2 separate regions of the Homo sapiens genome follow, and region 2 is linked to region 1. A link is a contact called in ENCODE Hi-C or POLR2A ChIA-PET data. All regions are on one chromosome and are shown on one strand. Each heading gives the region's core, a stretch centred on a gene start or an enhancer-like site at or near the end of the contact. The rest is flanking DNA. Distances are from core to core; before and after follow the strand shown.

What was found. A loop is a pair of places that touch in the nucleus more often than their neighbours do. ChIA-PET counts read pairs that join two places held with the same protein, here RNA polymerase II (POLR2A).
Region 2: a loop to region 1 is called in a map of posterior vena cava, with 22 times the contacts of the local background. The contact joins two enhancer-like sites. A Hi-C loop is called at or near these places in 1 of 168 maps with a recorded cell type or tissue (posterior vena cava). POLR2A ChIA-PET finds 5 or more read pairs at or near these places in 1 of 52 experiments (activated CD4-positive, alpha-beta T cell).

What each region holds. Positions count from the first base shown.
Region 1 is chr12:53,324,092-53,326,791 of GRCh38, reverse strand. It overlaps SP7 (Sp7 transcription factor), which reads left to right. Exons shown (of 3, transcript NM_001173467.3): 3 at 1-217. Among named protein-coding and RNA genes, the nearest start is that of AAAS, 3.8 kb to the right of the region's middle. RefSeq lists a silencer at 1,457-1,956 and an enhancer at 2,270-2,700. Within about 2 kb of position 1,336, at least 19 of the 41 ENCODE cell types and tissues checked have a DNase peak (open chromatin) inside an H3K27ac peak, as active enhancers do.
Region 2 is chr12:56,699,526-56,702,328 of GRCh38, reverse strand. No RefSeq gene overlaps it. Among named protein-coding and RNA genes, the nearest start is that of PTGES3, 13 kb to the right of the region's middle. RefSeq lists silencers at 1,412-1,471, 1,420-1,574. Within about 2 kb of position 1,493, at least 6 of the 41 ENCODE cell types and tissues checked have a DNase peak (open chromatin) inside an H3K27ac peak, as active enhancers do.

The DNA.
Region 1 (2,700 bases), core at 87-2,586:
TGGATGCTCCCATCTCCACCTCCAGTGACTTTTAAAGCCGCTTCGTGCCTTTCCTGTAACGTTGGATCCTCCTTTTCTGTCCCCTGCTGTCTCAAGGCCCCAAGTTAAAGGGTTAAAGCCGCTGGAGCTTGGGGAGAGAACATTGTGGAATGGAAGGGATCATGCCCTTTGTGGAGTCTTTTTTTTTTAATTTAATAAATAAAAGTTGGATTTGAAATTTTGTCCTGGTGAGAAAAGGAGAAGAGGAAGGGTGAAGCGAGGGCCAATGGTTTTTTTTCCTTAGCAAATTGGGGACTACTCATGGGCGAATATTCTATTGTGCACGTTTGCTCACCTATGCTCGCGGTAAAATAGTTTATCGGCCGGGCGTGGTGGCTCACACATGTAATCCCAGCACTTCGGGAAGCCCAGAAGGGCGGATCACCTGAGGTCAGGAGTTCGAGACCATCCTCGCTAACATGATGAAACCCTGTCTGTACTAAAAAATACAAAAATCAGCCGGGCGTGATGGCAGGTGCCTGTAATCCCAGCTGCTTGGGAGGCTGAGGCAGAAGAATCGTGGAACCTGGGAGGTGGAGGTTGCAGTGAGCTGAGATCGCGCCACTGCACTCCAGCGTGGGCTGCAGAGCGAGACTCCGTCTCAAAACAAAACACAAAACAAAATTGTTTCTCGGTCAAATCCTCCAGCGGTGTTCAGTTTTTGGGCGTGCAGTGCTTTCTGCAGAGTTGGGAAGACTCACTGGTTTCTACCCTGGCCCTTTCTGGACTGCACCAACTGACCCTGGTCAGGGCAGTGACGCGACCCGAGCGCGGGCACCGCGGTTGCAGTGCGGACTCCTGCGCGGCCCCAGTCGGGCGGTGGTGCGGCTCCCGGCGGGCAGACTGGGCCTGGCACGTAACCCGCCCCCTGCCCTGGGTCTGCAATCAGTCGTGCCCGCCACGGAGTTAGCCGAAGAACAAAAACCACTCTGTGGCAGCATCCCCGAGCCACAATAGGGCTTTGTGCGGCCCCCGCCCCCCAAGGTTACCCCGCTGGGCTGAGGGGGCTCACAGGCCGCTCCCCCCGGCCTGGGCCCGACTCCCAGCTGCGCCCCGCGTCGGACTGTCCACCGCACGGGTCGCAAGAGGGGCTGCTACGGGTGGGAGGGGGCCGGCGATCCTGGGGGGGCTCGGGTTACGAGCCCCCTCCCCACCCTGACGCCACTCCCGCCCCCGCCCAGGTGCGAAATCTCCTGCCCTCCGGCTGGGCGCGCGACTTCAAAGGCGCTTTGAAGAAATCCGAGTTCCGAAGACTTCTTTAGTGGGCTGGGGGCTGTGACGGAAGAGACCCGGGAGAGGGGGCTGGGGCAGAGGAAAGGCGGGGGGCGCCTTGGAGCTGGTCTGAGCGAGGCGGCGGCCTGGAGTGGAACCCCGGGATCCCGCCTCAACCCCGCCGGGCGGGCTCCTCCGGACCCCCCAGAGTCTGGCCCTCTCGCCTCCCGGTCTCCGCCTGTCCGGTGCCAGCTCCCGCCCGCCGCAGCCTCGCGGTCCTCCCCTCCCCAACCCTTCGGCCCCTTTCATCTTCCCTAGACTCCGCTTGGGGTTTTGCTGGTTTCTGGGAGATAAAAACCGCTTCAAATAGCGGCGGCGCGCTGCCAGGACAAACAGGGCCGGGCGGGCCATGTGCGCCTGGTTACCGGCCCCGGGTCGGGACGCCGGGCTCCAGCGGGCCCGGGAAGGGGTAGCGGGCGGAGCTCCGGGCACCCAGGCTCCGGTGACGACTCCCAAAGTAGGGGGCCCCTTTTAGAAGCGGCCTGCGCGCTCTCTCGGTTCCCGCCCAGGTCGTAGGGAGGGGCCGGCGGAGACCGCCCGCTAAGCGCTCGGAGCCCATAGGGCGTGGGTCACGGTCGCTGCGTTGCCTGGCCAGCCGCGCCCCCTGGTGAAGTTACTGGGTGAGCGCGCCGGGCCTGGACTTGGGCCTTTCTAGAACCCGCAAATGGTGAAAAGCGTTCCACAAACGTTAAATAAGCAGTATGGAGGAGGGGACAGTACTTGTGCCAGGCCAGGGCGGGGGCAGCGGGCGGAACAGCACTGTTCCTTCTCTCCAGTTCACCTTACAGGGTAAGAAGCAGGCACCTAACCGATCATTATAACCTGATGGTGAAAATCGAGGTTTCATCGAAGGATGCAAGTTGCAGGCCGGAGTGATTTTTCCTAGGGGTATCTGGGTTTGGATGGTGTTACGACTAAGGTACAAACGGAAACTATCGTGGGTCCTCAGTGCTCTCCACTAATCTGTCAGTCACCGACTTCCTCTCCCTCAAACCTGCCCACTTCCCCTTCTCAGGGAGGCTTTCCCAGCCAGGTTCCCCAAACCATCCCCAGTGTATACCTTATGTTCTTCAAGCTTTCTGTGACTTCCCAGGTGACGGTGAACTCACATAGGAAATTAAATGGGGCTATGGGAAAAGGTTAGAGCAGGGGTCGCGCCACGGCCCGTCGTGTCGGTGGCCTGTAAAGGAACCGCACAGCCGGAGACGAGCTGAGCAAGCTGAGCTCCGCCTCCTGTCAGATCAGCGGCATTAGATTCTCATAGTAGCGCGAACTCTGTTGTGAACTGCGCACGTGAAGGACCTAGGTTGCCCGCTTTTTATGAGAATCCAACTAATGCCTGATGATCTCAGGTGTAACAGTTTCATCCCCAAACCATTCCCTCCCCCG
Region 2 (2,803 bases), core at 244-2,743, 3.4 Mb before region 1:
CGCCTCCCAGATTCAAGCGATTCTTCTGTCTCAGCCTCCCAAGTAGCTGGGATTACAGACATGCACTACCACACCCAGCTAATTTTTATTTTATTTTTTTGTATTTTTTTGTATTTTTAGTAGAGACGGGGTTTCATCATGTTGGCCAGGCTGGTCTCGAACTCCTGACCTCAGGTGATCCACCTGACTCGGCCTCCCAAAGTGCTGGGATTACAAGCATGAGCCATAGTGCCCAGCCAAGATCTCTGTTTTAATGTTAATGCTGGTCAGTTGTGCCAGAACTCCAAAGGGAAGAGAGTATAATGAGGCATATTCAATGCCTCCCATTCCCCACATTGCCTGAACTACTTTTTCAGGAGTTTGGGGGTCCTCTTGGCCAAATGGGGATCCATTCAGTCAGTTGGGGGGCTTAAAATTTTATATTTTTATTTATTTATTTATTTATTTAGACAGAGTTTCGCTCTTGTTGCCAAGCCTGGAGTTCAATGGCCCAATCTCGGCTCACCACAACCTCTGCCTCTCGGGTTCAAGTGATTCTCTTGTCTCAGCCTCCGGAGTAGCTGGGACTACAGGCGCACGCCACCACACCAGGCTAATTTTTGTATTTTTAGTAAAGACGGGGTTTCACCATGTTGGCCAGGATGGTCTCGATCTCCTGACCTCGTGATCCACCCGCCTCGGCCTGGGATGACAGGCGTGAGCCACCGTGCCCGGTCTAAAATTTTATTTTCTACAGTTCTAACACCCAGAAGTGAGATTGCTGGATTTTTGATTTCTGAATTAAGCACAGAGTTTCCTGACCTGTGTCCCAAGAATTGCCTTTACAGTCCCACTGATTTGTTGATCTAGTTCTTAGAAATCTTAATTAAGACCCGGTGCGATGGCTCATGCCTACAATCCCAGTACTTTGGGATGCCAAGGAGGGTGGATCACCTGAGGTCAGGGGTTCGAGACCAGCCTGCCCAACATGGTGAAACCCCTGTCTCTACTAAAAATACAAATATTAGCTGGGTGTGGTGGCGGGCACCTGTAATCCCAGCTACTTGGGAGGCTGAGGCTGGAAGGCTGAGGCTGGAGAATCGCTTGAACCCAGGAGGCGGAGGTTGCAGTGACCGGAGACCACGAATTACACTCCAGCTTGGGTGACGAGTGAAACTCCGTCTCAAAAAAAAAAAAAAGAAATATTCATTAAATTAGATCTTTCTCTGCCTTTTCATTTGGTATAAATCTGGCTTAATGAAGCAGACACTGCCTACATGCATTTAATGACTCTAAGAAAGCAGCAACTCCCAAAGGACACAAATTAAGGATGAAAGTTTCTAACTGCTCTTGGCCAACTGTATGATGGAGAGTTGTGTCAGGAAGTGAAGAAATTTCCTCTTTTGTTATTTAAAAGGGAGACTAAGAGACTGTGGTTAGCAATTCATAATAGCCTGTGTCTCCAGCCCATGAGAGTCACTTGGGGCCGGCGCGGTGGCTCATGCCTGTAATAGCAGCACTTTTGGAGGCTGAGGCGGGCGGATCACTTGAGGTCAGGAGCTTGAGACCAGCCTGGCCAATATGGTGAATCCTTGTCTCTACTAAAAAAACAAAAATTAGCCGAGCCTGGTGTCAGGCACCTGTAATCTCAGCTACTCTGAAGGCTGAGGCAAGAGAATCGCTTGAAGCCGGGAGGCAGAGGTTGCAGCAAGCCGAGATCGCGTCATTGCACACCCGCCTGGGCGACAAAGCAAAACTCCCTCTCAAAAAAAAAAAAAAAAACAAAAGGCGGGGGGCAGTGGCTCACGCCTGTAATCCCAGCACTTTGGGAGGCCGAGGCAGGCGGATCACGAGGTCAGGAGATCCAGACCATCCTGGCTAACACAGTGAAACCCCGTCTCTACTAAAAATACAAAAAATTAGCCGGGCGTGGTGGCAGGTGCCTGTAGTCCCAGCTACTCAGGAGGCTGAGGCAGGAGAATGGCGTGAACCCGGGAGGCGGAGCTTGCAGTGAGCCAAGATGGCGCCACTGCACTCCAGCCTGGGCAATACAGCGAGACTCCATCTCAAAAAAAAAAAAAAAAAAAAGAATAATTTTTGACCTTGATTTACCAAGCGTGGTGGTGCGCCCCTGTAATCCCAGCTACTCCGGAGGCTGAGGCAGGAGAATCACTTGAACCCGGGAGGCGGAGGTTGCAGTGAGCCGAGATCGGCCATTGAACTCCAGCCTGGGCAACAAGAGCGAAACTCCTTTTCAAAAAAAAAATTAGCCAGGTGTGATGGCGCCCGCCTGTAGTCCCACCTACTTGGGAGGCTGGGGCGGGAGGATCACTCAAGCCCAGAGGTCAAGGCTATGGTGAGCAGAAATCGTGCCACTGCACTCCAGCCCAGGTGACAGAGTGAAACCCTGTCTCAAAAAGATAAAATAAATAAGGCCGGGTGCCGTGGCTCACCTCTGTAATCCCAGCACTTTGGGAGGCCGAGGCAGGTGGATCACCTTAGGCCAGGAGTTCGAGACCAACTTGGCCAAGATGATGAAACCCTGTCTCTACTAAAAATACAAAAATTAGCCAGGTGTGGCGGTGCGCACCTGTACTCACAGCTACTTGGGAGGTTCAGGCAGGAGAATCGCTTGAACCCATGAGGTGGAGGTTGCAGTGAGCCAAGATGGCACCACTGCACTCCATCCTGGGTGACAGAGTGAGACCCTGTCTCAAAAAATAAATAACAAAGAAACAGAAGACAGCCTTTTTAAGAAAAAGGAATGGCTGGTCAACTATGTCAAAAACTTCTGTCAGAGGCCTTTGAAACAGAGCAACTCCAT